2 separate regions of the Homo sapiens genome follow, and region 2 is linked to region 1. The links are chromatin loops, found by intact Hi-C in ENCODE. Cell type or tissue: ascending aorta. All regions are shown on one strand. Each heading gives the region's core, and the rest is flanking DNA. Links, peaks and the distances in the headings are about the cores only.

Region 1 (5,374 bases), core at 81-5,080:
GATTGGATTAAAAGGTTTGTTTTGTGATGTGTGATGGTTGTGTCCCCAAGATGATTGAGTTTGAGGCAGAGTTCATCAATTTAGGAGGCTTATCACTGAAGCAGCAATAACTTGGGGCCCAATGCGAAGGCTGCTAAATGGGTCCAGCAAAGCTCTTGGTTCAGCTTCTAGAAAGGAACAGTGTACATTGGGGGAACCCCACAGGCCTGGGTAGAAACTCAGCTCCACCATGGGCCCAGTGACTGGCACATAACAAACAGCTTGTGGTTGTTATTCTTACTGCCGAAACCTCTTGATCATGCAGGGCATCCTTCAGGGTGAGGGAAGTGCTGTGTTTCTGGTGCTAGCTTTAGCTCCTAAAATAAAGGGGAACAAGACTTGTCATGGTCAGGCCAGGCATGGTGGCTCACGCCTGTAATCCCAGCACTTTGAGAGGCTAAGGCGGGTGGATCACCTGAGGTCAGGAGATCAAGACCAGCCTGGCCAACATGGTGAAACCCCATCTCTACTAAAATACAAAAATTAGCTGGGCTTGGTGGCGTGTGCCTGTAGTCCCAGTTACTCAGGAGGCTGAGGCAGGAGAATTGCTTGAACCTGGGAGGCGGAGGTTGCAGTGAGCCGAGATTGCACCACTGCACTCCAGCCTGGGCACAATACAGCGACACTCTGTCTCAAACAAACAAAAAAAAGGTCTTGGTCCCCATTATTTTAGGAGCTAAATGCTTAATTGATAGGGCAATTACTTAAAAAATATACATTTTGCCGATTCCTTCCTCTGCTGCCCAATTGCTGGGGAACATTTGAAAAACAATGCAGAAAAGTATAGATAGAAAAAAAGGTACAGAGAAAAAAAAATGCAGAAAAGTATAGATAGAAAAAAAGTATACAGAAAAAAGCTAACACTCATTTTTTACACTCAAAGGTAACCACTGTTAATATTTTGATGTGTTTTTATATTTCCTCCTAGTTTTATCCCAGATGCAATAACATATTTTTATGCTTATGATCATGGTATATACACAATTACACACACCTACTGATTCTTAACTAAGTAACATGGGAGAGGTAGAAGCTTCTAACTTTCCAAGTGCTTCCAAGTGATCATTTCCTGGCAGGATGATATCCTTATGGCATCCTTCCTGGCAAGGCTTTTAAGCTCCTTTGGGACCAAGACTATGAGTCTTCCCAGTATCCAGCACAGAGCTAGGGCCACAGCTGCAGCAAAATACAGATTTACTGAACTCAACTGACTAATTGGCTGGGATGAATTCTAGCCTAAACCAACATCAGGTATAACTGGAGATGACAAAATGATGGCCCTATAATGGACAGCTTCTCCGAGCTCCTGAGCTGACCCTCTGCTGAATGTTAAAGAAAGGGTTAAAGTTGGCAGTCCAGTGCTAAATGTGAGAATGCCACCAGCCACAGGAAGGTCAGCCTTTCAAGGCCCTTTTTTGCAGGGATAAAAGCAACAAAAATACCATTTGTCCTTATCAGTGCTTTGAACATAGTTACCATAAGTCCCTCCAATGGAAACACAACTTTGAGAGTTATGCTTTTCGTCTGCCTTTGATGTAAGTTATAGAGTCCTTTTGATCCCTTTCTTGTGATTAATTCCACCACCAAAGCAATTCTACATTGGTTAAAAGTTCATTAGTGTACAACAATAGAAGCTTGATTAAATAAATTATGGTACATCCATACCATGAATACTAGGCAGCCAATAAAAATCATGCCTCCTTAGACTATCTAATCACATAGGAAAAAGCTTACCATATATAGTTAAGAAAGGCAGGGGAGGAAAGCAGTTTTTTTTTTTTTTTCTTTTATGTCCTCAGGTGTTAAAACTAAAAAAAAAAAAAGAAAAAAGCAGTTTCTAAAAACACTAGCCACTGGATAGTCTTGTTAGACAAGAATTATAAGGGATTTTTATTTTTATACTTTTTCAAATTTTATATTATGAATATATATTACTTTTAGTATTATTTTTAAAAGCTTGTTAAGAATAAGGCTAAACTATTATGGAATGAAATGTAGAGTTCAAGAGGGGCCCAGGTTATGTCTGGGACCTGGACTATTTCTCCCTGAGCCCACCTTACGCTCTAGAGGGTGTAACAGACATGCTTAAGTGGCAGGTCCCCTTTTAAAACCTGTACATGGCTTCCACAACTGGGCTTGGATACAGGTTCAGCAACTAGGTCGGCTTTACATTGCTGCCACAAAGAGCTCCTAAGTCCCAGAGGAAGGGTACTGACCATCTTCCAAGAATTCTTTGGTCTACCTGGACAAGCCTGCTCTCTGTGGCACCACCCAGCTCTCTGTGGCTTTTCTCTGTCTTAGGCTTGAAGCCACAGTGCATGGCCAGAACCAGCCAGACCTTTGGAGTTCAAGAACTCGAGAGGTGGGTGAAAACTGCCATTGCCTCCACAGACTGTCTTCTCCGTGGAAAGAAGACCTGAGTCACCAGGGCTGGGAAACCTGCACCACTGAGACGAGCACAGCCTCTGCCGGCATGCAAGTGGCCGCTGTCAGGACACATGGACTGAAAGTGGTTTGTCAGCTGCTCCATTAGGTTTTTTTTACCCATATGTTTGCTACCTTTCTTTCCTTGATTTAAAAATAGGGAGGGGGAGCAGTCTCAGCTGTCTTCAGCTGCTAGGGAGATTTTTTTCCCCCTCCTGAGCTACTGTTTCCCCCAACCCGAGCCTTTCTCTCTTATTGTACCCACCCTTTCTGATGAAGTCATCAAAGCAAAGATTGCATAACTGATGCATAGGCCTATCTTGTGTTATACTGGGAGACAGGCCAATGTTTCCATTAATAGACAAGAGCACCACCACGCTGCCAAATGGAGCTCTCTGCTGCAACCACTACAAGACAGGAAGAAGGGAAGGGAAGGGAAGCTGAGTGCTCAGGGCATGCTGTGGAGGGAAGGCGAGGGCACTTCCCGCCGTCATCTCCAGAACCGCCACAGCCTTGGGAGGGGGGCTGAGAGAGATCAGTGCTGACTGCCTGAGAAGAGGCCTTCCACAAGCTGCCTTTCTGGTGTCCCCATGTTCTTCCTTCCTTCCTTCCAGAGGCCGTGAGAGGGAGGGCCCGTGTCAGCCTGCTCTGCCGGTTTCCCGACTGCTGAACCTGTCTGTGGGAAGCTGGGTTTGACTATGTGATGCTGAGGCTCTGAGAGGAGGGCTACCCTTTTCCCCACCCTCGGCCCCCATTCCTATGAGTAGAAGCCTGCCCAGCTGCGGTGGTGGGGTTTGAGGAGGCTAGGACTTAGAGCAGGGAAAAACAAGGAAGCAGAATGAAAAACAGAAACACTTAGAAATCTGGGATTGGTACTTCTCCTTATGTAAAGATTGTGGCTGACGACCAGCTTCTTAGAGGAAGCAAGTCTAGGAGAAGGGCTCATACCTGGTCCGTGAGGGCCTATGGGGGATCAGGGCATAAGACCACCTGACCCTGGGCCTTGCATCCACAAGAACCTTGAGTTTAGATTTTTAGACATATTCTTCGAACAAGGTTTTACATATATAGTCACTGAGAAATCCTGAGAGGATTGAAAAATAGCATCTATTTTACAGCTTTAAATTGTGCCCTGAGCTGAGCGTGGTGGCTCATGCCTGTAATCCCAGCACTTTGGGAGGCTGAGGTGGGAGGATTGCTTGAGTTCAGTTCAGGACCAGCCTGGGCAACAGCAAGACCTCATCTCTACTAAAAATAAAAAAATTAGCTGGGCATGGTGGTGTGCACCTGTAGTCCCAATTACTCAGGAGGCTGAGGTGGGAGGATCGCTTGAGCCTGGGAGGTTGAGGCTGCAGTGAGCTGTGATTGTGCCACTGCACTCCAGCTTGGGTGACAGAGTGAGACCCTGTCTCAAAAAAAATTCTGCCCTGTTATTAGATCGGGCTGCTCTAAGTCCATTATCAATTAACATTCTTTATATGTCCTGTGTTTATCTTGTGCACGGTATAATTGCCCTATGCTGTATTTTTTAAAATAAAAACATTGCATTTTTAAAACGCCCTATTGTCATTTCTTCATTTTGTAAATATACCTGGGCACTCCAAAAAATAGAAATGGCTCAGGTATTTTCTTAACCTTGAAAGACTTGGAGACACACGGGCATAAAAATAAGTTTTAGAAAGAATATAGCACTCAAAGAGGTCTAACACAGCCCTTGACTCCACGCCACACATACACATGGTAACCTGGATAAAGGAATCTGGAAACAATGAGAAATCATCCTCTCTACAGATCTTAAACTTTTCTTTTCTTTTCTTTTTTTTTTTTTTTTTGAGAGAGAGTCTCGCTCTGTCAGCCAGGCTGAAGTGCAGTGGCACAATCTCGGCTCACTGCAACCTCCGCCTCCCGGGCTCAAGCAATTCTTCTGCCTCAGCCTCCCTAGTAGCTGGGATTACAGGCGTGTGCCACCACGCCCGGCTAATTTTTGTATTTTTAGTAGAGGCAGGGTTTCACCGTGTTGGCCAGGCTGGTCTCAAACTCCTGACCCCAGGTAATCTGCCCGCCTTGGCCTCCCAAAGTGCTGGGACTACAGGCGAGAGCCACCGCACCTGGCCGTCTTAAACTTTTCACTCTTTAATCAGAACTCTTCTTGGGAAGCATGATTCAGCAGTGCTTGGCTTATAGTAGGCGCTCATAAAGGTTTGCTCTTAGTATCGTCCCTATTAATAATGAGGAAGTTAGAAACTTTAGGTGGGGCCTATATTTTCAGCTCAGATTTTGTTGGTTCTTAACGGTCACATCAGTTCCTCAGCTGTGTAAAGGAAAACATCCCTGTTTACAAATGACCACTTTTGCTTAGGATAAAAGTTAAGTTGGTAGCTAAATATGAAATGAGACCCTAGAATAAACATTCTTTATACGTCTTGTGTTTATCCTGTGCACAGTATAATTGCCCTTGGGAAGTTGATGGGAAACTTTTAGTGAGGAATAAATCCACCTTTTTGACTATAACAATAGAGGCCTTCAAAGATGGAGGTTATGCACCAAGTATTTTTTGCCACCTATCCCTTCTAAAAGCATAAATATTTTTGCTTAAACATCTGGGATGTAGCACCAGTTTCCTAATTTCTTTCCACCAGAAACTGAAGCCAAGTCTGACCTCCTTACCATGATATCCCCTCAAATGCCCACTACCACCCCCTCATTTTTCCCCAAAAGCTTTCTGGGGTAATTTCTCCTCTAGCTAGTTGACTTCATACCCACCTTCACTCTGCTTCCCAGATCCAGGCAGGCTGCTTTACAGCATAACCACGATTCACATATACACGTCTCCACCTAAAGTTACACGCCTCCTTTAAGAGCTGCTGCAACCATTACCACTTCTCTCCAAGGTGACTGCTTGTGGGAGGAT
Region 2 (5,374 bases), core at 258-5,257, 500 kb after region 1:
CTGCCACCAGTGGCTACTGAGCAGTTGAAATATGGCTAGTGTGACTGTAAGACTGAGTTTTACATTTTATTTAATTTTAATTCATTTAAATTCCCATAAGTGGCTACTATATTGAACAGCCCAGCTCTAGAAAACTAACCGTGTATGTGTACGTGTACATGTGTGTTTAGAAAAGCTAGGGCCAGCCTGGGCAACAAGTGAGACCACATGTTTATTTAAAAATTAACTAGGCATGGTGGCATGTGCCTGTAGTCCTACGTGCTTGGAAGGCTGAAATGGGAGGATGTCTTGAGCCCGGGAGTTCAAGGCTGTAGTAGCTATGACCATGCCACTGCATGGTCAACATGTGCAACAGAGTGAGACCCTCTCAAAAAAACAAAAACAAAAAAACCTCAAAAAACTAGGACCAAAGTGGGAGGAAAGAGAAGGAAGGAAAAAGAAGAAAAAATAGTACCTACTCAGAACTTACTGGAAAAATCCTTTTGACCTGTCACCATAATCTCTTCACTCAGGCAATAAGGAGATCCTGCAATCAGTCCTAAAGACAGTAGCGTCATCATTTATTTTCTGTAATCATTAGGGCACAAGGCTGCCATGCCCACACACAAGCTGGGCACTTCCCTGCATTCATCCCTACTGATTGATAGCATTTCAAGTAATCTTGTGCTAGGCAATGGATAAGAGGAAAAGGTAATGAAATTGCCTCCTCATTTACCAACCCAAGCCAATAATGTGTCATTGTGCGTGGCTGTCAGTTTTATACATCAAGGGTGCCCAATAACAGGTAGGACACCCGCCCTTTTAAAACAACATAAATCAGGAGTTGTACGAGTAGAGAGGGGTCACCAAGAGGCCACAGGACTCTCAGGCCTGTGCACTGTCTGATTTGGGGCCTTCAACATATTCCCTGAGCTGGCAGAAACACGGGATTCTGCATACTTTTTGGGAACTCTGAGCTGTGTGAATGCTATGAGCAAGCTCCCGGCTGAAGGAGGAAGGAACCACAGAAAGACTAAGTAGATGTGACTGTCCATAAATATGTGATAGAAGATCCTTGCTGGTTTGAAGTTGGTGGGGCGGGGGCTCCAAACACAGGCAGCAGGAAGAAAGCCCTCTGACCCCCAACAACTCACCGGTTTCCCTCTGTTCGTTTTCCTGCTACGTTCTAATTAGGAAACACTGAAGAAATCTTGGAAAGTATAAAGAACCAGACATTAATAAGTTTTTCTCCATCCAGGAAAAAAAAAACTTGTTAATTAACCCACATTTCACTTCTATAAAGTTTTTTTTTTTTCTTTTCCTCCTGATGTACGCATCTGGGCACAGCATTTAGCAAGGTACTGAAATGTTTAACTGCTGCTACCACTGCTGAGGTACTTTCTCGTCAAGAGAGATTTGCCTTTTTCATCATGAATTCTTTTGTTTTTCCCTGTGGCCAGCTGCTACAAAGATGCAGTCAATTTAGATTAAACAGGCTGAGGAGTGCTATTCAATATGTCACCCAGGCACACTTCTCTAAATACAGTGTGCAGCAGGTACAGCTTAAAAAGAAAAGTCAGGGGGCTGTTCACAGAGGGGCATGCACTTTGTTTTAAGTCTGGGAACAAGAGACGGATCCTTGGAGTGCAGATGTGGGTTTTTCCATATTCAGCGCTGGGAGCAGCTCTTGCCCTTTCTTTCTGCCTGTCTTCACCCTCGTCCCGCTCCTCCCCTTCCCCTGCTGCCACTGGTTTCTATCTCCATTGTTCCCTTAAGCCCAGCAGCCAATGTGCAGCCAGGCCCAGCACACGCTCCGCAGCCAGCAACTTCCTCTGAAGCTGCAACGCATAATTACAACCAGCTGCTCTGGGCTGCTGGCTGGCCAGCTCTGCAAACAAGCATCCCGATACCTCGAGTTCCTGGGAGGCAACAGCCTGATCTTGGCAGCAACAAATTCTCTGAAGGAAGTGCCCACACCCTTGTAAGAAGAGGGAGCAGCCCTTCTCTCTCTCCTGTGGCTTCCAGAGGCCAGCGCTGGTTCTGGTCCGGTTTCTCCTCTCGCAAGAGACTCTTGCATGTCAGTCAGAGAGAGCTGGTTCTATTGTTAATGGGAAGGTGCCTGCTTTCACCTGCAGCTGCCTTCATCCGACTGGCCTATTGTCTGACTGGTGTGACCACCAGCAGAATGGCGTGTCTTAGGCAGTAGCACTAGGAGCCCTGGCTTCTGGTCAGCCTCTCAGCTGAGGCATTTTGTGAATGTGTACAGAGAGATAGGGGTAGGAAACGTGAACTGCCCTCGGCTAGCATGAGGCTAAAAGACAACTGATGTTGCTTAAAAAAATACCAGTGAAAATCCAAACAAGCCTAACTTAACTTCCCTAAGGAGAGCAGCATGTGGGCAAGAGAGCTGAGGGTTCGTCCAGGCCCCGCCTCAGAGCTGCGGGTTCATTTTGGGGCCTCAGTGATCTTTCAGGCTTGGCTACAAGGATGACTCTGATCCAAAATTAGGCTTTGAATGTGTAACACAAGGCTCTTGGCCCCACCCACCGCCTCTCTCTGCCCTATGCTGTTTCTTTAGAGCCTGGCTGTGGGCCAGAGCTGGCCCTTCTGGCTCTTGGGGGAAGGGCTGGCCACAGCGTTCTGTTTCCAGGCAGGGCTTTAGCGTGGGTGAAGGTGCATGGCGCAATTTGGGAAGAGGAGGGGAGATCAATACACTTGGAAAGGGCACCCAACCCTAGAATCACCAGCCCCGTCAATCTAAAGCTGGAGAGGGCCCTGCAAGGGGCAGGTGTGCCACCTGGGGCTGCCGCATTGCCCCCACCCACCTGTGCCTCCCAGCCCAGGCTCCTAATAGTCCCACTGAGCGCCAGCCAGGCCAGGAGGACTGCCCTGTCATGCCCAATAGCAGCCTCCGAGGTGGGAAGCAGCTGGGAGTCTGCTGTTGAAAAGGAGCTGCTCATTTTACAGGGCAATTTCCCAGGGATGCCTGCCCTGGCAGTAGTGGCTCAAGTGGGGCAGACAGGAACATCTTCGAGAAGATTCGTTCTTTCTGTCTGAGCTTGGGCAGTCATGCCATGGCCAGCAGCAGCCAGCTGTCTATTATATTGGGTTTCCCATTTGCAGACCTCTTTGTTTCAGTATTAAAAAATCTCGGGAAACTTTTCTGGCTGAGTGGTACTGGGCAGGTACTCGGGGGCACTTGCTGGGAAGGAATAATAGCAGACAGGTTTGGCAAATGGGATGCAGAGAATTAAGTCGTTGTTGGATATGTGTGAACAATGGGGTTGGTACATTATCAGCTATAGCTTTTCTGTGTCTCTTCATCAGTTTCTAATAAGCTTTACAATTTAATTTCCGACAGGAAAAAAGTATCAGTTTAAGGTGCTCTTTTGGTGTTCAACCCATGCTTTCTCTTCTGATTCTTAAGCCTGGCTACACTTTAGAAGCTCATACAAGCTCATGTCCGTAATAGCATCACGACGCAGCTATTTCAGCCTGCAGATGACTTGTGCAGCATGACTGGATCCTCCACTTAGAGCAGTCTGGAGGGCCCAGTGACGCAGTAATATGATTTTCGGCAGGTTTTTCTTCGGGCTTACAAGGAGGAGCAAGCTTAACAAGCAAACAGTCATGCCTGAGTTCTCACTTTCCTGCAAACTTTACTTGAGAACCTCAGAGATGAGAGTTGCTTTAGAAGCCTTCCTAGAGAAGGAATATGGAGAAGGCACCTGTAGCCCTGTGAGATCAGTAAGTGGAGGGGAAAAAAAAAAAGATGTACAAAAACAGAAAGAGAAAAAAAAGCCAGTCTTCAGGGTTATAAAAAATGAAGTTGGGAAGGATAAGCGCTGGGTTTCAAGGCTTAGATTATTCTAACTCTGTCTGTAATTACCTGCATGGAGTTGGCAGTTTACTGACTTCTTCTAGTTTAGGTTTTCTCATTTGTAAAATAGAGGAGATTATACCATTTCTCTGCCATTCTACCATGGGGAAGCGTGTGTGTCTGTGACTGTGGAGTGAGGGGGAGAGAGGAAGCATGCTAAAAACGTTAAAAGTAGTGTAGAAATGCATTTTGCAGTAGTAAAGTTAACTATTGGTAATAATAGCATCTACTTGTGCACCTTCTACAGGTTATCTGTTTATATTTAAATGAATCATTAGGTCCAGCCATGGAAGTGGATTTAATGAAATACTGTCGACCAATGAATGAAGAAATATAAGTACTTTTTCATCTTCTTATTTTGAGAGAAAAAAATCATATTTTCTGTAATTTATAAACCATCAGATGAAGTTTTATTTTACCACATAAACGCAACTATGAAGGTTTTCGGGCCTCTTCCAGCATCTCCTAGTGCTTTCCAAAGATGTTCCTGACAGTCTGAGAGCAAGGTATCATGTATCATTCTTTCCACCAACAGATGGAGAAACTGAAGCATGAAGAGGTGACGCGAGGTCACCGAGGGAGCAGGTGATGGACTGGCTTCTGGTCTCTTGCTCCAAACCCTGCTCCAATTTGTCTTTCTTATAAACAGCCATTAATAACTTTATCTCCAGGCTGAATGCTGCCAACCAGGACCCACAACGTGCTGAGCATTTGTATGCAAATGAGCTCTCCACCATCCTGGGGAGAACACAGGGTGCTGAACAGGAATGGAGGAAGGAGAAATAATTGTTACTACTGGAGTCTAAAACGCCATCCAAACCCAGACTCACAGTGAAATTCCAGAAATGAGGAAGTAATGAGTGTTAAATTCAATATCATCAGTCAATCCACTACTAACAGATCAAGATCCTATAAACCTAATGGCAGGACTTCCTAAACATTTACTTTATTTTTATATATATATTTTTTGAGACGGAGTCTCAGTCTGCTCCCCAGGCTGGAGTGCAATGGCATGATCTCGGCTCACTGCAACTTCTACCTCCCGGGTTCAGGTTCAAGCGATTCTCCTGCCTCGGCCTCCCAAGTAGCTGGCACTACAGGCATGTGCCACCACACCCAGCTAATGTTTGTATTTTTAGTAGAGACGGGGTTTCACTATGTTGGCCAGGCTGTTCTCAAACTCCTGACCTTGTGATCCACCTGCTTCAGCCTCCCAAAGTGCTGGGATTACAGGCGTGAGCCACCGCACCGAGCCACATTTACTTTATTTAAAAATCTATTTTTGACACTAAGAGATTTTCCTTCCTTAATATCAGAACTGTGCCAAGAATTAGATGGATGGCAAAATAATTAAAATTTCATGTTAATGTTCATATGTTGTGATCATGCGTATCACCATGTATAAGTCAACCAAATGCTTAGGTTGATGGAACATTCCTATTTAAAAATTAAAGTTGTGACCCATTTTCCTTCACATATTGTCGGCTCAAATATGTACCTGTTCCCTTTAGGCTT

What was found. Peaks named below come from ENCODE experiments on the same cell type or tissue, not always from the same donor. Only the 100,000 strongest peaks of a DNase experiment are listed, where the experiment ranks them.
Region 2: it touches region 1 in a loop (3-fold over the local background); 3 of 110 quality-filtered maps call a loop at or near these places.

The regions. Positions count from the first base shown.
Region 1 is chr4:139,737,872-139,743,245 of GRCh38, forward strand. The region is part of intron 2 of MAML3 (mastermind like transcriptional coactivator 3); the gene reads right to left. It also overlaps a transcript of MGST2 not described here. Among named protein-coding and RNA genes, the nearest start is that of MGST2, 75 kb to the left of the region's middle. RefSeq lists an enhancer at 2,575-3,075. In ascending aorta, for the core only: a CTCF peak has its summit at 2,839; DNase peaks (open chromatin) are centred at 264, 2,460 and 2,890; H3K4me3 peaks cover 868 bases; H3K27ac peaks cover 1,707 bases.
Region 2 is chr4:140,236,006-140,241,379 of GRCh38, forward strand. LOC124900784 (a long non-coding RNA gene) reads left to right here and starts at 3,597. Exons shown (of 2, transcript XR_007058280.1): 1 at 3,597-3,726; 2 at 4,107-5,374. In ascending aorta, for the core only: no CTCF peak of the experiment used is centred there; DNase peaks (open chromatin) are centred at 1,856 and 2,536; H3K4me3 peaks cover 1,469 bases; H3K27ac peaks cover 1,703 bases.